Linked DNA regions of Mus musculus: all the other regions are linked to region 2. The links are chromatin loops, found by intact Hi-C in ENCODE. Cell type or tissue: left cerebral cortex. All regions are shown on one strand. Region 1 overlaps Stox2 (storkhead box 2). Region 2 overlaps Enpp6 (ectonucleotide pyrophosphatase/phosphodiesterase 6). Region 3 holds the start of Gm51569 (a long non-coding RNA gene).

Region 1 (8,000 bases), 190 kb before region 2:
ATAGAAGAGTTACTTTTGTCCACGGCCTTGCCAGCATTTTAAAAATTTAATGATGGCCATTTTGAATTGGGATAAAATGGAATCCCAGTGTACTTTTAATTTGTATTTCTCTGATGACTGGAGGGACCCATTTACTGGCTGTTTGTGTTTTTCTTTTGAGAACTGTCTGTTTCGCCATTCCATTTATTGATTAGTTTGTTTAATTTCTTCTTTTAGTTTTTTGGGGGGTTTACAGATTGAAGATAACCCCCTGTGGCACAGGTATAGCTAGCAAAGCCTTGTCTTCTATTCCCGGTGCTTCTTCTGTTAACTTCCCTTTGCCAGGGTGAGGCTTCGTAAGTTCACGAGACCACATTTGTCAACCGTTAGCATTTCCTCAGCAACTGGAGCTTTATTTAGAGGGTTTTGGTTTTGTTTTGACTTTGTTTTTGAAACAGCAAGCATCCTATATATCCTAGGCTGGCTTTGAACTTGCTATGTAACCGAGGCCGCACTTTAACTTCCAATCCTTCTACCTCTGATTCCCAAGTATGAATGCCAACCGCCTTGGCTGGGCTCCTGTTGGGGAATCTGCTAGCCATATGTTCTGTGTTTCTGTTTATTGTTTTTATTTTTACCATAGTCCTTCAAAGGATGCTTTGAACATGAACTGGAATATTTTATTATTAATTTTTTGAATTTTGTGTCTAAACTGTACTCATTGAAAACGAGATGTATGATTTTTCTGTATTTCCCATTCCCTCTTAATTTGTTCACATGCAGAGAGTACTCAGTAGAGAGTTGGAGGGAAGTTATTGAAAGCATTCACTTATCATATATGCAAAATAATAACACTACTTAATTTTGATAGAACCAGAAGACATCCTGTTACATGAAATAAGCCACCCACATAAGGACAAATGAAATATGTTCTAATAAATTGATAGAAGCTGAAAGACTCAATCTCTTAGGAAGAGAATAGACTTGAAATCACCAGAAACTGGGGAGGAGAGAGGGAGAGGGGTTATGAGAGAGATCATACAATAAATTCCAAAATACAGTTGCTAGAGAGAATCATTCCTGGTGTTTACAGCACAGACTGGGAGACATGGTCTGCAACATTTTATGATAGGTGCGAAATAACTGGAAGAGAAGAACCCACGTGACACGATAGAAAACTGACAGTTATGGGTGCCTTTGTTTGATCATTACCCGTTATAAATTTATACCTCCTATGTGCTCAAAAACTGTGCACAACTCAGTGCATTCTAAAAATTACATTTTAAAATGCATCTTCACAAGGTATGTGAGCACCATGGTAAACCTCAGGAGTTATGTGAGGCTCAGGAAATTCTGATTCTTTTTCACACGGAGTTGCCATTATAGCTGCGAAAGCCGTGCAGGCACAGGGCTCGCTCACCATTAGGAATACATGTGAGTGCTTGGCTTTTAAATGTGGCATTCATAGCAGCCCACTTGGGTTTTATTGGGATATTTGGGGATATTTAAGCTGTCCTGAAGTAATGAGAGAACAAAACTCCCAATGTTAATGTTGCTCCCGCAGAGCATTTTTTCTGAGAAGAGATGCTCACTGTGGGCCTGAGAACCCCAGGGCCCATCACCCTAACTCCTGACGTCACCTATCTTTAGTACTAAGACGTGTTTCTTAGGCAGTGTGCGTGCGTGTTGGCCCAGTCACAGTTCTGAAACAGGCCAGCTTTCTTTACTCTCCTTATAACTGTTTGTACATAACCTTTCCTATCTTCTAGTGTCCCAGTGAAATCTGTGACTTCTCTTTGCTCTAAAGCCATTGTCTCTCATCCCAAAATTGTTAAGTCTCCCTGTATCTCAATGGAAATATCCCGTTCCCTCAGGGGAGGTGCCCTGACTGAGTATCAGGAAGATGCTTATGATAGTATAAGGAGGACAACCTCCCTCCTTAGTATGGGTTAAGATTTTTTAAAATGGCTTCTTTTTATTACTAAATTCAGTTTTTAAAATAAATATTTTTTATAATTAAATTAATTTTATGTTGGAATAAATTTAAGTACTGGTGAAGAAGAAATGGATTAGATTTAGACAGGCTTGGGGACTATATATTTTAAATGCTAGCTACTATTTATTAAATATTAGGTCCCAAAGGCAGTAGGTTGAACATTCATAGTGTCACCTAATTCCCACAATCACTGTAAGGTCAGCATCACTGTTGAGCAGTGGTTCTCAACCTGTAGGTCATGACCCCTTTGGGGGTCACATATCAGATATCCTGCATATCAGATATTTACAATTCATAACAGAAGAAATTACAGTTAGGAAGGAGTAACCATATGATCTCATGAGTGGGGGTCCCCTTAGTATGAGGATCGCAGCGTTAGGAAGATTGGGGATTGCTACTGTAGACACTATGGAAAAAAAAAAAAAGAGAAGAAATTAAGACACAAAATATAAACCGTTTTTCCCCAGTGATGTCACTAATGAAGTGCGGAGTTGGGGTCTCAACCTTATGGTGTAATAACAAAGTGCTGGGGTTTGTCTCTGTCCTGACATGTCACATTAAGGGGAGGAGGGCGACTTAGTAACAGTGAGTCGGAGTCTTCTCTGTGAGTCTGTTCATGGCCGTTCAACTTTCTCCTGTCCTTTGCCATTCTCACGGAGTTCCTTCAGAACACCCTCCCTGGCTATTGGAAGGGGAGGTAGGGTGACAGTTTAAGTTTCCTGCGGCCGTTGTTCAGTAGAGGTTGTTACAGTCGGGATTCTGCTAATCTGACCACATTTGACCTGAATTTAATTGGGCTTGGTTGTTGAGGTAGGCTTGTATTTCACAGAAATCAGTCACAGCATAGTCCTGATACTTCAGCTGATGAAGCCAGACGACAGAGGCTGAGACACAGCCCTGGGGATTTTAACTCTGGGAACAGCCCTGCAAATGTCAGGCCACTTTATTAAATTATCATTGAATAATTTTCATCAGTAGAGATTGGAACATCTGATGTATCTTTATGAACAGGCAGGGTTTGGCTGGATGGTGGCAATGGATGGGATATAGATGGTAGTTTCCACTAGGAATTTAGGTCTTGAGGTACTCTCTCTTAGGAAGACTCTATCCTTCTGTGGGACACTTGTTACCTATGGGCCTTATAGAGCTGTATGATATCCAAGAGACTATATTGTTGGCCAAGATTAGTATTTTATCATGATTTTTTTTTTTAATCTCAGGTGGTAAATGGCTTTAATTTAATCCTGGGTCAGGGAGTAGAGAACAGAGAGTGGCTCTTATCACCAACATCTTGGTAGAAAGCAGAGCCAAGTCTGATCTTGTCCTCGAGTGCAGGTCCTTTCATTCATGAGATACGCAAGCCCCTGGTATATAAGCGACAGTCTGCTGCTTTCTACTCCCTGGTTTCTCCCACACACTCAGTGGTTATGGTTGGCTTCCAACATGGAGTTTTCGCAAAGATGTGGTGTACTGAAGCGTGCAGCGCTTCGGATAGCTCCTGGTTCCACTCTAGTTCTTCAGCTATAAATCTATATAGCAAATGGCCAAGTTGTCTAAAGTGTTAGGATCAGGACGGGTGCCAACCGTTGTGTCTTATTATATGGAGGGGGGCCTTCACCCACTGCTGTCCACTTGTTGCTTTGCTTTGTTCATTTTTTAACCTCTCTGTATTCTGTAACCGTTTTCCAACAAGAGCCAAGCCTCAGTAGCAAAAGTAGAACTTAGGTAGCAAATGGAAGCCCAGAAACTAGAAAGGCGATGGTTTCTCCTCAGTTAATCTTCTCTGTCAGCTACACCTTTCTACATCATACAGACATGAGCCAGCATCATTCTTAATAGCATGAGGACATCAACTGGTTTTGGTGTGTGTGCTCTTGAGTCACCACGATTCCGCTTAGCCCTGCTTTCATTACAAGTGTCCGAGGAAGTCATAGCCAATGGTAAGATCAATTCCAGCATTTGCAATAGAAGCCTCCTCCTCGAGTTACCTTTTGAGTTCAAATACTTTCCTCAAATAATAACCTTAGAATTGGATTTTGTGTCACCGAACTATTAGGGTTGAAATTAAGCATTAGAAACCCCTAGAGAGGCTGTCATAGAGGTTCTAAATGCTCTAAACCTTTTCCTGTTGTTAAGTGTCAAGTTTCCTTCGTTGCCCATTGCAAAAAGGGTCCAGCCTCACAGTTTTGAAGTCGGTGGCGTTTTAAAAACAAACTTAGGCTAAACTAGTAAAAGTGCCGTTTTCAATGCCCATTTTCTTCCAGATTTCAGTACAAACAGTTGAAAAGTCGAGTATAGTAATCTGGTTTCAAAGAAACTTTCTCAGCAGCCTGCGAGCTAATGGAAGCCATATGCTCTGTCCGTCCCTTCCGAAGGCTGCTTGGGTTCTTTGAGAGTGTGCATACGAAAGGGCTATGTCTGCCTTTCCAGAAGGACATTTGGGATGATATTGTAGTAGACCTGTGAAAAGAACCAAGCAGCATCTATACATAAAATTGAGATTAATCAACTGAATTAAACTGTAAAACACAAGATTTGTCTGGTGCTGCGGAATCAGAGTAGTTGTCCACTTAACTGTACCCTCAGAGTGGATGACTGCCCCCCAGCCCCGGGAGGGCATCTGAGATAAAACTTGGCACAGGAAGCACATTTTGCTGAAGGGAGTCGAGCTGTCTCATCCCTGTGGGCTCTGAGCATCTCAAAAGCACGTTTCACATGTTTGATGAGGGGCTGCCATCTCTGCTGCAAGTGGTAATTTTACTGGTAGCCATAATTTTAAGTCCAGTGTTAATTTTGGCAGACTGGAGGAGGGATGGGGGAGCACGTGAGTCCTGGGGAGCAAACCTCAGTGAGGCCCGAGTTAGAACTCTGAAGGCTTTATTATGCAAGAAGAAAATAGGGTAGCAGGCACATCTAACCATTTCTTTCAAAATGAAAGCCTCTTCCAGGTCAGATACGCACAGAAGTAATTTTTACAACACCTGGAAATACAGCTGGACATGAGAATTGTATTGTGATTTTATTTATTTATTTAGCCCAAATCCTGCTGAATTAATAGAGAATCGTAGACTTTTGGAGCATGAAGAAATCACTGTTATAATTCCACCTGTCCCTTGTTTTACAGACAAGGAAACAGGCTCCTAGATAATTAACTATGAGACTGGATCCTGGCCCAGTAAAAAGGCTCAGTTGGTAAAAGCCCTTGCCACCAGCACTGACGGTCTGAGTTCAATCCTAAGAAATACGTGGTGAGAGGGGAAAACTGGCTCTTGAATTTTGTCCTGCCATCTCCATATGTACATACACTGTGACATAGATGCCCTCCCAACATATATCCCATAAACATGAAGACTACCCCATGATATTTAAAAAGAAAAAGGCAAGTGAGTTCTTAGCTGGGTATCTCCTGATGCCATCAGAAAATAGGAGTGTCCCAATTCTGTACAGCTCAGTTTCCCAACTAATGGTTTAGAATTGGAATGCGGTATGTGAATTTAGAATCTGGGATATGAATTACATGAAGGATAGAAGAAGCTATTCAACCCACAGTAGAAATTAAATGAACATTTACACTGAAAAATAGAACATGGGGTAACAGAATAATTGATAGTGTGTGCGCGTGCTCGTGTGTGTGTGTGTGTGTGTGTGTGTGCGCACGAGCATGTGTGTGAATGTAAGTTGTCATAAATATCACAAGAGTTGTGTAGTCTTTCTCATATGAGTGAGGCAAGCCTGAACTTAATGACTGGAAAGAAGAAAATGTCATCCATAAAAGATAGGGTTTTATTGTAGTATGTTAGGTATTATTTTTAAATGTGTACCCTCTCCTCCTGAAAGAGAACCCTGATAGGAACACTTTTGGAGCTTGAGTTTCTAAAGGTATTTGATAGGCACTATGCGGTTCTTGAATAGATGGTTATTTGCAGGGAGAGATGAGGGTGGGGGAGGAAATAATTCCAACTAAAGTAACTGGCCGGAAGTAGGAAGATAAAACAGAGAGTAGAAGTATATGTGATAGTTAGTGACATTCTCCAAGAGGGAAGTGAGGAATGCAGATGGGTAGACTGGAAGATACAGCCGGCGTGCATCTAGGGTGTCTTGTGTCAGATCTTTTTTGTTGATGTGGGGGTGGCAATAGTCAGTACTACTTCATTCTGCAGTTACCTGTGAGTGATTTTCTCTCACATGCATGTCACAATATGAAACACAGGAATTGCCTTGATTCATAAGAAGAAGTTCTAAGCCTTCTGGTCTACCAGGATCGGGTTTCATCTTTTCTCTTCATCCACCCCAGCCTGTTTCAGTTGAGCTACCAGCTCCCCATGCTTGGTCAGCATGGCCCCTCGTGCTCTGCAGGTTTTTCCTTGCCTCTAATGGTAGTGGGACCATCTTTGGCTCTCCTCATTCATCCCACTAGCTTATACTTCTCATGCTAACCAACTCACAGAGTAATTCGTTAGAAAACACTATTTATTAGTCCACAATTTGACTGACCCACTTTAAATGTTAAATGTTCTTCTTCCCCTTACGAGTGAAACATTTTCTGGTCTTTGCACATTTTCAGTTCACTTAGGAGAAATACATTCGGTGCTTACTCTGAGTTTGATATTATCTGAATTATCCTAGTTAGGGCATCTATACCCCAACTGTTTAAATATTTAAGTAGAATTTTAAAAAGAAAAGAAAGCTACAATAAAGCCTAGTTACTCATATTGTTTTGTTTTATTTTTCTGGTATGGTAGAGTGAAATGGTAGCTGCTCAGAAATAATTCTTTAACCCACAAAGTATCTATGAGCTCCTGGTTGACTTTTACTAACTACGTTCAAATACATTCTTACAGTAGAAAAATCTGTCCTATGAATTATAGGCAAGTAGGGCTCTGGGAAGATGGCCCACTGGTTAAATAAAAGCACTTACTGCTCTTCCAGGGCATCCAAGTTCCATATCTAGCATCCATGTCAGGTGACTCACAACTGCCAGTAACAGCTTCATAGACTAACACTCTGTTCTGGTCTCTGAGGGTAACCATACATGTAGCATACATACATAAACATTCATAAATAAAGTAAAAAATAAAAATAAAGACAAGTAAGCTATAATTCATAGTTTATGTAAAATGCTGGTGTCTTTGAGTTGTATATTTTAAAAGTATTTGTGGTTTCTTGTCTTCTTTGAAAAAAATAAGTGAAAGAATTTTCCTTTAAAATATGATTTATTTTCATTTTATGTGTATGTGTTCTTTGTCTGCACATATCAGTGTACACTAGACGTGTGTCTGGCGCTTGTAGAGAACAGCAGAGGGTGTCAGAGCCCTTGGAACTTGAGTTAAAGATGGCTGCAAGCCATCATATGTGTGTTTGGAATTATTCCTGGATCATCTGCAAGAGTTGCAAGCACTCTTAACTACTAAGCTATCTCTCCAGCACTTGGAGGAATTTTCTAGTGGCATATTTTAGGAACGACTAGTTGGCTCGTCACTCATGTTGATATAAGATCCCCAGGAAATCTTGATAACTTTGAAGGTGCTTTGTTGTGTTGAGATCCAATGATCTCTTTAAATGCATATCCTAAACTTCACCTAATATATGACATTTTTCTATGATAAATACTGTGTTTAGGGGGCATCTGTCATGAAATTAATTAGGGAGAGTCTTAAAAAATGCTTTAGTATATTTGGTCTCTGTTCTGTAATTACTTACTAAAATTTGAATTAAAATTGGTTTTTTAAAAAGTACTCTTTACTTTTTATATTATTTAAAAAGTATTTGTTAGCCAGGCGGTGGTGGAGCACACCTTTAATCTGAACACTCGGGAGGCAGAGGCAGGTGGATTTCTGAGTTCGAGGCCAGCCTGATCTACAAAGTGAGTTCCAGGACAGCCAGGCCTACACCGAGAAACCCTGTCCCGAAAAACAAAACAAAAACAAACAAACAAACAAAAAGTATTTGTTTACTAAACATGTAGTGGCTATCTAGTGTAAGCAGTGCACTGTTATAGGTACTAGGAACAGGGTGTTTCTTTCTT
Region 2 (8,000 bases):
TGCATTTGATCCAAATCCTGCAAAGCTATTTTTCCCCCAGCAGATTAAACGTCTCTGCCATTCTGCATACCCAGCAATGCTGCTGCCCTCCATTATGTCTCTTGAATGGTTCCTTTTGCATCTTCCACACTATGTATCCCAGATCCCCGGTAAGCAAATCTAACAGATTCCTACCATAGCACTAAACTGTATCTAGAATAATAGGCTCTAAAAATTGGCATACCATCTTAGTCAGTTTAAGGGATGTCTTTATAGTAAAAGTAGAATTTTTCAGAAATGTGTGTATGTATTCTTTCAGATGCTGGGGCTGAGGCTGGCCTCTGCATGTCCAACATAATAATGCATCAGAAGTTAAATGACTTTGTACCTGGGAGACATGGAGGTGGCACAACTTCAGGCTTTGTTGTCTATGCACAAGTAAAATAGAAGATAGACAGCAACTAACCAGCAGATGGGCATAGTTGGTCACTGGTGGTAATGACATCACTGGTGGTGATGAACCCAGCTATTTATAGGCTGAGCGTCAGGGAGTAAAGTTCCCTAGTCAGGGGACTAAGGAACCAAAGATACTGCGGTGCAAAGCACCTGCAGCTGAGTAGCAGGCCAGCCTTCTGTTAGCTGCTGCAGGCTTCTCTCCCGGCCCCTCGATCTAGAGTGCCCTTCAGCTCATTCCTCTCTTCTCCATTCTCCACATAGCATCCACCTCCAAATCTCTCTCTAAACTTTGACTCTCAGTAGCAAGTCTGCCTTCCAGAGCTTCTGATTGGCTCCTAAATGTGCTTATCATAGAACTCTGAGAAAACAGAAGAACTTAAGAGAGCAGTATTTCCTGTTGAGAGCCCCCCACTTCAGAAGGCCACAGCAGTAAAGGGTACTGGGGCTTATTTTTAAAAGGAGAGAAAGGACGATCTCCCCAAACTCTGCTCCATCTCTATCCCTGCACATCTTGTAGGCAGGGCAAATTTTGAGACAAAGGTTTTATGTGTGGGTGGGTGTTCCCCTCTCTCCACTGGAATTCCAGCCTGGCTCCAGGAAGTGACCACTTCAGGATCCATATTCCCCACAGCTAGGAGTCTCAGCTGGGATGACCCCATAGACTCCGAGGAGCCTTCCCCATTCCAGGTCTCTGGCTGGTCTCAGAGAAGCCACCATTCTTTCTTCCAGCCCTCTCCCTCTCTTCCTCCTACCTGATCCCCGCCCCTGTTTCCCTCCCCATCCCTTCTGCCACTCAGTTCCCTCTGTCCATTCACCTCTGATATCTATTTTATTTTCCCTTCTGAGTGAGATTCAAGCATCCTTTTTTGGACCTTCCTTGTTACATAGCTTCTTTGGGTTGGTGGACTGAAGTATGGTTATCCTGTACTTCATGGCTGGTATCCACTTATAAGTGAGTAGTACATACCGTGCATGTCTTTCTGGGCCTGTGTTACATCACTCAGGATGATATTTTCTGGTTCTATCCATTTGCCTATAAATTTCATGATGCCCTTGTTTTTAATAGTTGGATAGTATCCCGCTATGTAAATGTACCACATTTTCTCTATCTGTTCTTCAGTTGAGGGACATTCAGGTTGTTTCAAGTTTCTGGGTATTACAAATAAAGTTGCTATGAACATAAGGAATGGCCAACCAATGACTGGCCCAAACTGAGACCCATCCCATGAGAGAGAGCCAACCCCTGACATTATTGATGATACTCTGCTATGCTTGCAGACAGGAGGCTAACATAACTGTCTCCCGAGAGGCTTCATCCAGCAGCTGATGGAGACAGATGCAAGGACCCAGAGCTGAAGATTAAGCGGAGCTTGGGGAGTCTGTGGAAGAGTTGGGGGAAGAATTGAGAGAACCAGAGGGGTCAAGGACACCACCAAAAGATCTACAGAGTCCACTCACCTGGGTCCATGAGACTGAATCCCCAACCAAGGAGCAGTCAAGCCTAAGTCCCCTATGCTGACGTAGCAAATGTTCAGCTTGGACTTCATGTGGGTTCTGTAGCACTTGGAGCAGGGGCTGTCTCTGATGGGTCCCTGTCCCCTAGCTGGGCTGCCTTGCCTCGCCTCAATGAGAGAAGATGCACCTCGCCCTGCTGCAACTTGATAGGCCAGGGTGGGTTGGTATCCATGGAGGGCTTCCCCTTCTCTGAGGAGAAGCTGAGGGGGTAGTGGGGAGTGGGCAGTGTGAGGGTGGGATTGGGAGGAAAGGAGGGCCGAGAGCGGGATGTAATGTGAATGAATGAATGAATAAATGAATGGGAAAAAAGAAGAAAAAGGAAACGCAAAGGGGAGAAAATAGAGATAAACCAAGAAAGTTCTAATGAGAATATTCCCCCTAGCACTTGAGAGCAAGGGGTGGGTGAGCCTGTGTGTGTTCAGATCAGTGGGTTATAGTATGAAACTTTGTCTACCCAAATACTTTATGCGATAGATACACTTAGAATTGTGTATTGCTTCATCAAAGCGTCAGGCATAACCGCATGCCCGGTGTTTTCTCTGACCGGTCCCTTGTTGCTATGAAAAGCATCTGTTTACCTTTCCTGTTTGTAGTAAAAGCAGAGCAGGGCATGAGAAGAAGACTAAGGGAGTGCACACAAGGCACATGCCCACTCTAACCTGGTTGGAGGGGTCCAGGAGGGCCACCTAGAGGAGCTGGAACTGGAGGTAAGGGGAGCTTCCTCCGGCACTCCACCCAAAGATGGGAGCATGTAGAGAGGGGTGGGCAGATAGGGAGCTGGCTATGTCTTAGGGGGACAAAAAATAGATGCTTGCTTTTTATCAGACTGGGGGATGAAAGTAAAAACGTGGCTCACTTGCTCTGAAAAGAGCCGTGCTCTCGGAGCTGTGCTGGTCTGGCACAGGTGAAATGTGAGTCCTTCACAATCCTGGCAATAAACAGGTGGTGCAGGTTGCTTTGGGGCTGTTTAGTGAGGAGGACTGTTTAGTGGGGAGGACTGTTTAGTGGGGAGGACTGTTTAGTGGGGGGACTGTTTAGTAGGGAGGATTTGTTTAGTGGGGAGGACTGTTTCGTGGTAGAGCAGCACAGGGGCCCATTACTACCAACCACCACTTCCATCCCAGAAGGCTAATGAGCAAGAGGAAGGGTGTGGTCATCAAGTGCCCTCCTCTGTCTATTAAACTCCTATTCCTTAGTCTATAGACAAGCTGCAGAGGATGAGGTACTACACAAATAGACTAGCAGAATCCAAGACTTTAAAAAGAAATTTGCATTATTGCCTTAATAGGCATCCTTAACCAAATATAGGAGGCCCCATGGGCTGTGGACCCCCTGAACACAGACATGTAGGTTTTAGGGTACCCCAGGGCACAAAAGTGGAGGGGGCCTCGGGTGTTCCTTCTCCTCTAGGATCTCTTGACCCTTGATTCATGGTGTAGGAGCTCGTGCTCAATAGAGCTGGTCCTTCTTTGTACGGGATTTTGTCTTCCTCTCTTTCCATCTTCTCAGGATCAACTGTAGCATAAAAGTATTACGTGGGGTAGTCCAGAAATAAGAAACCCTTAAGCTTTAAGTTGCACACCACTCTAACCCCAGCACCAGTGACACTGAGAAGGTAGTGGAAGGTGTCTCACTCTAGGTGTTTTTGTCTTGTGGTTGTTTGGTCAGCATACCTCTCAGATTCAGAGATGCTGGCAGGTGGGAATATTAAGGCTTAAAGTGGCTGAGTGGTAGGGTTGGGGCAACAGAGCTAGTGAGAGGGCAGGGTGCTGGGGTAAACTGAGTCACATGGTTGCCAGCACCAAAACCCATCCCCAGCCCAGGCCTCCAAGCTTTGGCCACTTCCACAGCAATTGTCTCAGACACTAAGATGTCCACAAGGTGGCACACAGCACTCCAGAGTACCGGGCAGACAGCAATCTCTTACAGCCAACTATCCCCCACAGCATCCTGGGATAACGGCACACAAAGGAGTCTATGATCTCAGATTTCCTCTCCTGCTGGAAAGAGTCCAGCTGTGGAAGGAGAGGCTCCCAAAGTTCTGAAATCTGGGGTCTCCGGTTAATGCGTTTTAGACACTGGTCATATATACACATTCCTTTAAACTGACATAGCGCCAAGAAATATCTTTATACGTCCGATTCCAAGGCAGGCAGCTTAAGGATATGTTATGCAACTCAGATTTCCACACGCTAGACTCCTCTTAGCACATATCCTTGAACATTTGGGAATCTAAGGATCAAGTTAGACTGTTTAGGTTATGATCTTTCAAACAATGTCCCCTCAGCCAAGACATATAAAAGAATTATCTACTCATTGCTCCAAGCACTTAACTTCCACATTGAAATTTGCTGTGTATATCACCCATGAGTTATCTGTTGGGAGATATATGCTATTTTCCTAACATGTTCGAAGATAGATTTTCGTACGGTGAAGAAATGGCTTTAAATAAAACATGCAAGATTAAATTGAAAGAAGCATCTCACAATTTGCACTTCTTTCAAAGTGACTACTGATGTGTGTGCCAGACAGCGTCGTGATTAGGGGGAGTCACAAATAGTGCAAGGCCAAGATAGCAAGAGATAGCAGGCTTTGATTATAGTGTGAAGCATAAAACCTGCAATAAAAATAACCCAAAATGTTAAAAGGGGGAGAGATTTTTCACTGGAGACGTTCACACTCGTAGTTTTGAGGTCACCAGACAAGGGAGGGTGGAAAGCACTCCCTTAGCACTCTGTAGGTTCCAGTAGCTTTGAGTAATTCCCTAATAATGAATTAAAAGTATGATTTTTTTAAAAAATCATTTTTCCTGCATAAGAAGAAAACAGAGAGTGTGGGATTTCTGTTTTGGATACCTTTTCGTTTGGAAAGTTTGGTTTTACTAAAGCTCAAAGAAGTTGAGGGCAGAGATGAGGTTCTGATAAAGTCCCAGGTTCAGTCTTCAGCATAGCAAAGTGGGGGAAAAGGAAGGAAGGAAGGAAAGAAGGGAGGGAGGAAGGAAGGAAGGAAGGAAAGGAGGAAGGAAGGAAAGGAGGAAGGAAGGAAGGAAGGAAGGAAGGAAGGAAAGGAGGGAGGAAGGAAGGAAGGAAGGAAGGAAGGAAGGAAAGAAGGGAGGGAGGGAGGGAGGGAGGGAGGGAGGGAGGGAGGAAAGGAGGAAGGAAGGAAGGAAGAGCTGAAAACAGTTTTCAGACAATAAAAGCCACTGTGATCTCTGTGAAACTCAGAAAGCGACTGAGTTCATTACCATGAGTGAAAAAAGAAAAGGTTTCTTTGGACTTTTTGGTTCCTTCTTAAGTAACAGTAAGGGGTTGGGAGGGGAAACTAGTTTATTTTGACACCTCCTCAGTAGATGGAACTCGGCCAACACCTGTCCCATGGAGGCTCACCTCTCAGCTTCCCCTGTGGCAAGGCTATGAGCGTACTCTCTTACTGGCCCAACTGCTCTTTCCTCCCCCTAGGGACATCAGGTTCCTCAGACTTACAGAGCTGGTGACTCGAAACTCAAAGACACAAGGCTCCTGCCCCTCCAATACTGCCAGGACTGCAGGAGGTGGGAGCCCTCTCTCCTGTTCTCTTTCTTCCTGAGGACAGGAGTCTTCGTGCCCAGGGCAGTTCTCCAGCTGTGTGGCCTGGAGCAGTAGCCAGTAGTAAGCATAGGGGGGTTAATAAATGAAGAGCCAGGTACAGATAGGTCTTGGATCCAAGCCACATTCTGCAGTCAAACTTGTAATCGGTCCACAGGTGATCGCGAGAAGAACCAGTGATCAGACTCCAGATCATCACCCAGGTAACTCCCAGTGCTAGAAAGTGCAAGCGATCCATCAGAGCCAGCTCCCAGGAGTCCGTCCATCCTAGCAATAACTCCAATCAAGTACTGTAAACTAGACGATCAGTGTGCCCTTCTCCTCCTTTTATAGAGAGAAGCAAGGTGAAGAAATGTGTTGTTTATTCTTTATTAAAACTTGTCTCATCTACAAAATGTGCAGAGATAAAGATGAAGCAGACTGTGGGAACAGCCATCCAATGGCTGCCCCAGCTTGAGACCCATCCCATGGGTGAGAACTAACCCCTAACATGATTAATGATACTCTGCTATCCTTGCAAACAGGAACCGAGCATAACTGTGTCTCCCAAGAGGCTTCATCCAGCACTGGATGGAGGCAGATGAAGAGACCCACAACCAAACAGCAGGCAGAGCCCCAGGAGTCTTGTAGAAGAGTGAGCCCAAGGGGTCAAGGACACCACAGGAAGACCCACAGAACTAACTAACCTGGGACCAAACCATGAAGGGTCACAGAGCCTGGGCCACCAACCAGTTAGCATACAGGAGCTAGACCTAGACTCTCCACACATGTGTGGCAAATGTATAGCTTGCTCTCCATGTGGGTCCCCTAGCAAGTAGAGCAGGGGCTGTCTCAGTATCTGTTCCCTGCCATTGGATCCCCTTCCCCCTCTACTTGGCCTGCCTAGTTGGGTCTCAGTGGGAGAGAATGTGCCTAGACCTGCTGGGATTTCATGCCCCCAGGATGGGGTGGTACCTAAGGTGGGCTTCCCGTCTCTGAGGAGAAGGAGAAGGGGCAGTGTGGGGAGGGAATTTTAAGGGTGGAACTGGGAGGAGGGGAGGAAGGGGGCTGAGATCAGGATGTAAAGCGAATAAAAATAAACAAAGAAAAACAGCAGAAATGTATCTCTCACAGTTACGGTGGCTAAGAAATTCAGGAGCGGAGGCAACAGATTCAGGGTGCAGAGAAGGTGGGCACTCACAATGTTCCTACACCAATCTCACAGAGGAAAGAGCGTGCAGGGGAGGTGGCACTGGGGACCGGAGTGGGGATCTCTCTTGGTCCTTTCTTTCTTTCATGAGAACACTATGAGAGCTTTGCCTTCCTCGCCTGATCATCCCCAAAGTCTCTACCTACTGATGTCACCTCTCCGAGGTGAAGACGGTAGTGTCTCTATAGCTGTTGGAGCACTCTATCACGCCCCTGCGAGAAGGATAACTGTTTCTTGTGTTAACTTGCTTTTAATGCCCAGGCAGGGTGTGCGGAAACAAAGATCAGTCTTGGTTAGCTGTTTCTGGTGATTTGGGGAGGACACTGACCAGGGCCTCGTGAATGCTGAGCATTTTTAGCATGCTGAGGGAAACAGTGCTGCCTGGATTTGGGCTGATTTCCTCATTTTCCCTGCGTGGTTGGATCAGGGGACTGCAGCTTTAGAGCAAGTCTCCAGATCCTGGGCTTCTGATATATTGTTAAATAAAAGCATGCAGAGCTTTAGTTATCATCCAGATTTGTTATATCCTACATACTTTTAAAGAAAGTTCCTTGATCATCTTTATTGGGTGTGTGTGTGTGTGTGTGCATGTGTGTAAGTGTATGTGTGTGACAGTATATGTGTGTGTGTGTGTAGATATGTATGTGAGAGTGTATGTGTGTATGCCTGTGTATGTGTGTGTGTATATATATGTGTGTGAGTGTGTGTGTGTGTGTGTGTGTGTGTGTGTGTGTGTGTATACATGAGGCACATGTGGCAGTCAGAGGACAACTTGCTAGAGTCAGTTCTTTCCTTCCACCATGTTAGGCCCAGGGATTGAACTCAAGTGACTAGGCTTAGCGGCAGATACTCTCAGCCATTTCATTGGCCCATTGGAAGCTCAGTTTTTGCCAGTGTGAGTCATTTAGTTTGTTGATGCTAGATTTTGCTGGCCTACCTAAGCTCACAGCCTCAGTCCAGACACTCCCATTAAGTCAGACCAGTCTCTTTCTGTAGTCAGGGGTGAACAGCTCTCCTGTAGCTAATGTCGCTATTATAGCCACAGCTTAAATGTCCCAGTCAGTGATCAGACTATAAACAGGTGAACCTGGAATAGACACAGGTCCTGCTTAACAATTTGGGTGTATTGTGCTTCTTGGGTGCTGTGCTGAAAGATAATTTGCCTCAGGGAAGAAAGACTACACTCAATGAGCAACTCAGCACTCTGCTAGCTGTGAGAAGAATCTCTTTGTTGCACTGATAATTTCAGTTCAAGGGCTCCATTCCACTTGTGTGTG
Region 3 (8,000 bases), 150 kb before region 2:
GTATTGTAGTCATCAAGATATGGTTTAAAGCTCGTCATCTTTAGATGTGCATTGGATACATGTGAACACTGGAGGATTTTCTGTTACAGTTGAGGGTTTGAGTATCCATGGTGATCCTGGAGCCAATTCCCTGGGGCTGGAATGGATGCCTTTGGATTCTTTTGAGTCCCCTTGGTGACAGGCCCCCTCCTAGGTGATGGGTCTTTGTGGAATAAAGTCCATCTTCTGAAACTAAAAGTGATACTCTGTCAAATGAACAACTAAACTAAGAAACAGCCTATAAAACCCGAACACTAGACCTCCACAGTGGAGACCAATTTTCTTGGAAAAAGCAGAACCTAACACAGACTTCCAAAACTTGCCTCAGACAATGATCTTGTCCTCTGAGTTAATTCGAGGAGCTCAAAGTGATGGCTTTCAGGGACAAGCCTCATTTTGTTGCTCCCGTTTCAAGCCTGTCGATGTGGGCGGCCACAGGAGTGTTTTGAGGCATGAGATGGGGATGAGCCAGTGCGTGGTCATTCTCTGTGCTTAGGATGGTCAGGGAAGGGCACTGTGTGTGCACTTCAGCATCATCCAGTGAACTGGAGGCATGGAGGAAATAAGGGAATTTCATAAGAAGATTGATAGCAGGCTTTGGCTTTGTTTGAGAGAATGGTCACAGTTCATAAACGTCTTTTCATTCTAAAGGAAACAGCGTGGTTTTAACTTCTTTTTAGAGTGGGGAGACTTTTTTTTTAATTCTCCATAGAAAAAGTCCAAGTGGAATATAAGTGCCTCCTACCCCATTGGCTGCTGTGAAATAGAGAAACACCGAATAATAAAAAGGAGTTATTTGCCTGACTTTCATAACTTATTTAACTGGGAAATCTTAGCCCTACTCTGGGAATACTTGGCTTTACTGATAGGCCTATTTTCAGGCCCAGTGGCTCCAGACTCTTTCTGTCAAACCAGTGGTTCATCTTGTAACCCTTGGGACAGTGTGTGGCGATGTCTGCACATTGCACATGGCCTCGGGCAGTGAGGAAAATCAAGTTTTTTACACTCAGGAGAGGCAGGGTAGAGTTATTGATGCATCTTGAAAGAATCACAACAGGAGGATCTTGAGGCCTGAGCTATGCCTCCGACAGCAGATATGAAAAGCGAGACGGAGTTAGTTGAGATCCATAAAGGCAAAAGTGACTTTGTAGTTTCCTTCTTGGATATATCTAAGAGTTTAGGGCCAGACCTAATGCCCTCAAAGTGGGTGAACAACCTCAGGTTTAGCCTCAGCTCAATAACAAGGCTGAGCATTTTAGGTGAGTACTTTAGCCTCCGGGTTTCATAAAACAAGTGCCGTTTTGGTCACACCCCTTCATGGTTTCCTTGTTTCTCTCTATTGCAAAATTGCACACATTATTTTCTATTACTTCAGATTTCTTTGACTTTATTAGACTGCCTAAAGACATTTTTGTGATTATTGTTGTGTGACAGAACCTTCCCCTAATGAATAAAGATTTCAAGGGACCAATCACTTGGCTAGAAGGAAGAGGGACTTCCAGGTCAGAGAGCGAAAGAGGGGAGGCAGGAGAAAGGTAAAGCCTTTTGGACAGGAGAGAGCAGGAGAGAACTGACTCCTGCAAATTGCCTGCTGATCTTAAAACACGTAACGTGCACACACACATTCAAATACATGAAAAAACATGTCTAAGACTTTTTAAAGATTTATTTGGTGGTGGTGGTGGTGGTGGTGGTGGTGGTGGTGGTGGTGTGTGGGTATATACCAGTGTGCATGTTACTATAATGGCCAGAATAAGGCATCAGATACCCCTGGACCTAGACTTGTAGCTGATTTCCCGCTGTCTAACATGGGTACTAGGAACTGAACTCGGGTCTCTTAGACGAGCAGGAAGCACTCTCCAGCTCCTCAAAACGTTTTTAACAGAAAAAACATTTTTAATGTTAATTTGTGACTGGTCTAAATTATTTCTAACCACAATGGAACTGTTATAGTTTAAAATTCCTGTTCACAGTGCCTTCGCCCAAGTCCACAGACCATGGATCTACCATCCTCTTTCTGCTAACCTTTGTGTTAAGAGCATTTTAACTGCCAGCTCTTCTATGGGAATCACCGATCTATGCTCACTCGGGGTTAGGTAACTAACCAGCAATGTGCAAATATGTCTAGATAGGTATGTGAGTAGATTACTGATAAGTAATTGCAGTAAACCAAACCGATTCCTTTAAAAGTATGTTTATCAAACACACTGACAGTCCATATGTGTGTGTATATGATGCACTGCAGCCTCATCCCGTGCTCTTGCTCCTCCCACCCTTGCCCATCCCCCTTCTCCCTGGAATTATCTCATTTTCATGCTTTTCTGTTGGGTTTTGTTTTGTGACCCAGCTTTAAACAGGACATTTATATCACTCCCTTTAAGGCAGCAGTTCTCAAAATCATGGGTTATGACCCCTTTGGGGTCAGGGTCACATATCAGACCTGCCATGTATATCAGGTATCTACCATGTATATCAGATATTTACAGGTATCATGGTATCTGCCATGTATATCATATATTTACAGTGTGAATCAGAACATTAGCAACAGAAGGAGCAATGATTGGGGGGTCACCACAACATAAGGGACTGTATTAAAGTGTCACAGCATTAGGAAGGATGGGATCCACTGCTCTAAGGCTTAGGGAACATTGGGGAAGAGAGGGCAGAATGCGCAGGCCCAGGAGGAGTGGGGCGGCGGTGCTGGATTGCTGACTTAGGGATATGACAAGGCTGTTGGAATCACGAATGTACAGCTCCTGTGCTTGCCTGCACAAGCCTGGGCCTGTGGGTATTCAGTCAGAGCCATTCTTAACAAATTGCAAAATCGCAAAAAGTATATTTTTATATTTATTTGCATTTCAAGTTTTCAAGAGGAAGGAATTATTTTTCCATTAGAAAATCTTCCTTTCTTCTCTCCTTCCCTCCCTCCCTCCTTCCCTTTTCTGTGAACCCCTTCACTTCCTCATCTTACCTTCACTTCTTTCCTGCCTTCTTTATTCTATCATCTATTTGTCTATCATCTATCTATCTAACAATCATTTATCTATCACCTATATATCATCTATCTACTAATCATTTATCTATCATCATTATCTGTCTTCTATCATTTATATACCAAACATCTATCTATCAATCTCTCTCTCTCTCTCTCTCTCTCTCTCTCTCTCTATATATATATATATATATATATATATATATATATATATCATCTATTTACCAATCATTTACCTATCTGTCTGTCATCTATCTATCTATCTATCTATCTATCTATCTATCTATCATCATTTATCTGTCTATCATCTATCATCTGTCTATCTATCATCTACCTATTTTTCATCTCTCTATCTACCTGTCTGTCTATATCTATCTACCTATCATATACTTATCTATCATCTATCTATCTATCTATCTATCTATCTATCTATCTATCTATCTATCTATCTATTTTATAGCAACTATTATCTATTTATCATTGATCAGTCTATCATCTCTGTGTTTTGCCTGTAAATGGCAGTGAAACAAAAGATGTCTGTATGACCAACTCTCTGAAACATGTGTCACCTTGGGAAATTATTCTGTACTTTTCAAATATCTGTGGTCCAAGGCAGTGTCTTCCGTTCTTTGCCCCAACATCAGTATGGAACTTTCTCTTTCTCAACAGTGAATGACTCTGTGATCATCTTGTGGAGGGAATCACCAGTCTCCAGGCACAGCGCAACATCATAGCCTCCTCCATGTTTCCAGCCTCTGCACCTCTATGTTTCTATGTATCTCCAGGTTCAGATCACAGGCCATGCCTTTCACGGGGGCAGCACATGTGTGATGGAACAGAACACTTCAAATAGCCTGGAGAAGACAAGGGTTTCTTTTCCATGCTCAGGCCTTCATAGGATATTGAAGTCAACTGTAAAGCCTCTGAGATGAATATCAAAGAGTCAGTGTCAGACCGGGCAAATTCAAAAAGTTTCTATAGTAAGACACCAATCTTGGAGATAGTTATCCCTTCCATGTCTCCTTCTGTCATTAAAAACAGCCCAATGAGGTAGACCTGGGAGGCTCCTGGGGGACCAAATAAGAAGTCAGGCAAATGGGCATGATAGAGGACCTGTTTTCCAACTGGCTTGTTTTCTTGTGAGTTGAGGGAACTATAAACAATTAGGAGAGACTTCCCTGAGCTCAACACGCAGGAGACTATAGAATCTTTTAGAGCAAAGCACCAAAAAATAATAAATAAACCTTTTACTTTATAACAGTTTAAGCTCATAGAATTGCAAAAGAATTACAGAAAGTCCTTCCTTGTCCTGTATCCAGTTTCCCTGTTAACTACATCTCATTTTAATATGGTACATTGGTCACTATTAATGAATCAGCACTAATTATTTTTTAATGATTGCTATTAAAGTAGATCTTTAAAACTATTTTACTATGCTTATTTAGTGGTGTGTGTGTGTGTGTGTGTGTGTGCAGAGCAGAAGAAACTTGCAAGAACAGTTTCCTTTCTTCTATATGTGGGTTCTGCGGATTGAACCCACGTCAAGCTTAGCAGGAAGCACCTTCACCCAGCGAGCCATCTTGCTGGCCTTTGAGTGGTATAAACTGAGGTGCATAGTTCATTCCCATTTCCTTACTTTGGCCTTACTATAATTTTTCTGTTCCAGGAGCCTGTCAGGGATTCCATATTAAATTCCTTTGCATGTATCCTTTGTTCTAAGGCATATTCCCTTCCTTCCTTCCCCTTTGCCCCCTGTGTGTGTACACGCACTCACACACACACACACACACACACTCACACACACTCACACACATTCACACACACACACACACACACACACACACACACACACACACACACACACACACACAAACCCTTTTGCCAAGAAGGAAAGCACTGTGCCAAGTTGAGTACTATAGCAGGAGGTAACAAGCCCCTACCTCCTCCTCCATGTTTCCAGACTCTGCGACTCTATGTTTCTATGTGTCTCCAGGTGCAGATCACAGGCCATGCCTTTCAGGGGGGGCAGGGGGAGGAGGGTGAGGGTGGGGGCTCTGAGCACTCTTCTCTCCTTCCAAGCCGATCAAAGCATGGTCTTGTAAAATACGTGTAGTTTCCAACCCTGTGCTCTCGGTTTTGGTTTTGTTTTAACCTTAGAGACAAACGCTGTTTACTCTCTCACCCTCTGCAAAAACTTCCTACCGTGACTCGTTTTGGAGAAGGGTCTCCCTTCATCCTGCTTTTTTTTTCAATGCCCCTCTGAGCAATGAAAGCTTTGGGTGGATTCACTGTGCAAGAAGTGGAGTCAGCTTGCTGTCTGTGAGGGGAACTTGGAGCATGTAGAACACAGTCTCATAGGCGGCTGCTTAACAGTGAAACCTTTGGAAATGTGTTCGCTGCAGAGGGCTGTCTTTTGACTTCATTCATTTTCCTTATCACCAAAGAAAGCCAGAATGGGAGAGCTGGCCCTCACAATGTCATAAAGTTGTTAAAAGATTAGAAGATGGAAGGGGAATCTCGGGCCTTTCTTGGGAAAAACTAGGGTCCCTTGGCTTCGGACACTGGGTATAGTTTTTCCATGCAGTCTTGGGGAGGGGGGCAGGGGCGGGGGCGATGCAACCTAGGCAGGGGGCATGTTAAGATAAGTGGAGACTTTCTGGGGATGTGGTTCAGTTGGTAGAGCACTTTGCATCAAACACCCACAAATCCCACTTTCAGTCCCCAGCACCACATATACTAGGTCTGTAATCCAATAGCACGGATGCAGAGGCATTCAGATGCTAGGTCATCTTCAGCTACACAACTGGTTCACCCAGGGCTATGCGAGCCTCTGTCTTACAAAAATAAGATAAAATAAAAGTGACGAAAACCCACAGAGCCAGCTGTTTCGGAGAAGCTGTTGGCGGGTGGAAGGGACCAGTGTTTCTTAGTGGATCATACAGACCATTTGTTGTGAGAAGAAGGGAGCGGGGAATCTAATGCTCTGCGCACTTGGGTACTTAGATGGGGCGGGGGGGGGGGGGGGGCGGGGCTTCCCCGGTGGTTGGAATATTTATGAACATAGGCAATGTGTGCTTCCTCTTAGCTATATCTTCCATCTCACCGGCATCTGACGATTGTTTATGCAAAATTTCCACAGAACTATAACAGAAATTTATTTTCTCTCTCTTGATTTAACCCCTTTCCTCTCAGCCACTTGTTTCTCTTTCTGTTTCTTGTCATCTTTCCTCCTGACCTCCCTCTCTTTCTCTTCAAGCATCTATAGGAATTTGGCCATCAGCTAATATTTCACCTTAATGCTGCCATTTCTCTCCTTACATCGCACATGTTTCAAACAAATCCTTGAATCTGATTTTCTGATAACATTTTTCCTACCATCCTACAATAGTTGTACCGTGTGTGTGTGTGTGTGTGTGTGTGTGTGTGTGTGTGTGTGTGTTGTCTCACTAGCTGGTTTTGTAGCTGTAATGTGGAGATTTTCAGAGATTAACTGGGGAGTTCAACTATTGTAAATCACTTGCAGTTACTCTCTAATATTCACGTTAGCTAAAATTCAATTGCTTTTTTTTCTAATTAAAAAGCTGCCACCTCTATTTAGGACTTGCTCTAGTATGCTGTCAGAGATCTCCCAACACTTCAGCTTACCTGAGCTTTTGGGATTAGAGTGTTTAGAGCCATTACCAGAAAGGCCATTTTATGTGACCCCTGGTTTCAGACACAATAGTTATTGTCCTGCTCTGAGCTTAGTTTTCAGGTCAAGGGACAGTGTCTACAATGACGAGTTCCCTGGGGGAGACCAGATCCCTGACTGACACTTGGAAGAGAGAATCCATACCTCGTCAAAGTCTTACATCCAATGAAGCAGCTCTCCTGGGTTTAGTTGTTGGCGTGCTCCAATTTTCTACCCTAAGCATGTTCATTTTAAGGCCAGAAGACCATGGACAAAGAAGACGTTGAAGAATAGGAGGTAATGACAGAAGGAAGCATAGGGAGAGGCTGAAGTCCAGAGTGAGTATATTGTTGTCATGAGCAAGACCATGTTAAGGACCCCTGCTCTGTGTCTACATGTTGACAGTCTGTGCAAAAATCAGCAACACTGCTCAACGACACTGCTCCCTGCATAGGCCCCTGATCAAGACTGCCTCATGCCTTTTCATGTGCTGTACAGGATAGACAAGCTGGGTTTCTAGGTTGTGTAGTAGGGACCCTCCACCAGAGTGGGCAAAACCCACCAGATCCCAGATTTTCTGTATGTATCCCTGTCATTTCTTTTTCCCAGCATCATCCCTGTCAGGTTTCCAGGACCAAGAGCGTGATATGGCCAGGAAGGCCACAGGTGATGATGTGTGAGCATCTTACTGTAATGCCCTCAAGCCCCACAGCATTTCCCTCGGTGAGTCTTGCCTTCTCCACGGATGTTCTGGGTTCCTCACCCTGGTGAAGGCTGAATTGGCCTTTCTTAAGTATAAAAAGGCTTACTGCAAGCTCGGTGGTATATTGGATTGTAATCACAGCTACTTGGGAGGCTGAGGCAGTGGGATTCCTGGAGTTGGGGCTAATCTGTGAGCCACAGGTCCCTGTGAGAAACCCTGTGTCAGACAGCTCCTGAGGAACACCTGAGATTGACTTCTGGGTTCCACATTCACACACACACACACACACACACACACACACACACACACACACACCCATGTATACATGTACGGACACACAAAAGCACAGTAAAAAGAATCCTAACTTGTAGCTCAGGGATGCAGTACTTGTCTCCTCCTTAACAGAGCAAAAGCATTCACGTGGTCTTAACTAAACTCATTCAAGGATTTCTGAACGAGGTAGAGAGAAATAGACTAGCCCTGAAAATAAGTATATTTCTTCTTTTAGAAAAGAAAAAGTGACTGTATATGAAAGACAACCATTTAAAACCAATATAAACCAGTAGATGCTCTCTTGTTATTTCTTTTTACTGTTT

What was found. A loop is a pair of places that touch in the nucleus more often than their neighbours do. Peaks named below come from ENCODE experiments on the same cell type or tissue, not always from the same donor. Only the 100,000 strongest peaks of a DNase experiment are listed, where the experiment ranks them.
Region 1: it touches region 2 in a loop (2.2-fold over the local background); 6 of 42 quality-filtered maps call a loop at or near these places.
Region 3: it touches region 2 in a loop (2.0-fold over the local background); 4 of 42 quality-filtered maps call a loop at or near these places.

The regions. Positions count from the first base shown.
Region 1 is chr8:47,207,743-47,215,742 of GRCm38, reverse strand. The region is part of intron 1 of Stox2 (storkhead box 2); the gene reads left to right. Among named protein-coding and RNA genes, the nearest start is that of Gm51570, 9.2 kb to the left of the region's middle. In left cerebral cortex, no CTCF peak of the experiment used is centred here; DNase peaks (open chromatin) are centred at 3,418, 4,712 and 7,328.
Region 2 is chr8:47,017,322-47,025,321 of GRCm38, reverse strand. The region is part of intron 1 of Enpp6 (ectonucleotide pyrophosphatase/phosphodiesterase 6); the gene reads right to left. Among named protein-coding and RNA genes, the nearest start is that of Enpp6, 34 kb to the right of the region's middle. In left cerebral cortex, a CTCF peak has its summit at 3,825 (motif pointing right); a DNase peak (open chromatin) is centred at 3,910.
Region 3 is chr8:47,171,125-47,179,124 of GRCm38, reverse strand. It overlaps Gm51569 (a long non-coding RNA gene), which reads left to right and starts at 3,464. Exons shown (of 3, transcript XR_003947544.1): 1 at 3,464-8,000. In left cerebral cortex, no CTCF peak of the experiment used is centred here; no DNase peak of the experiment used is centred here.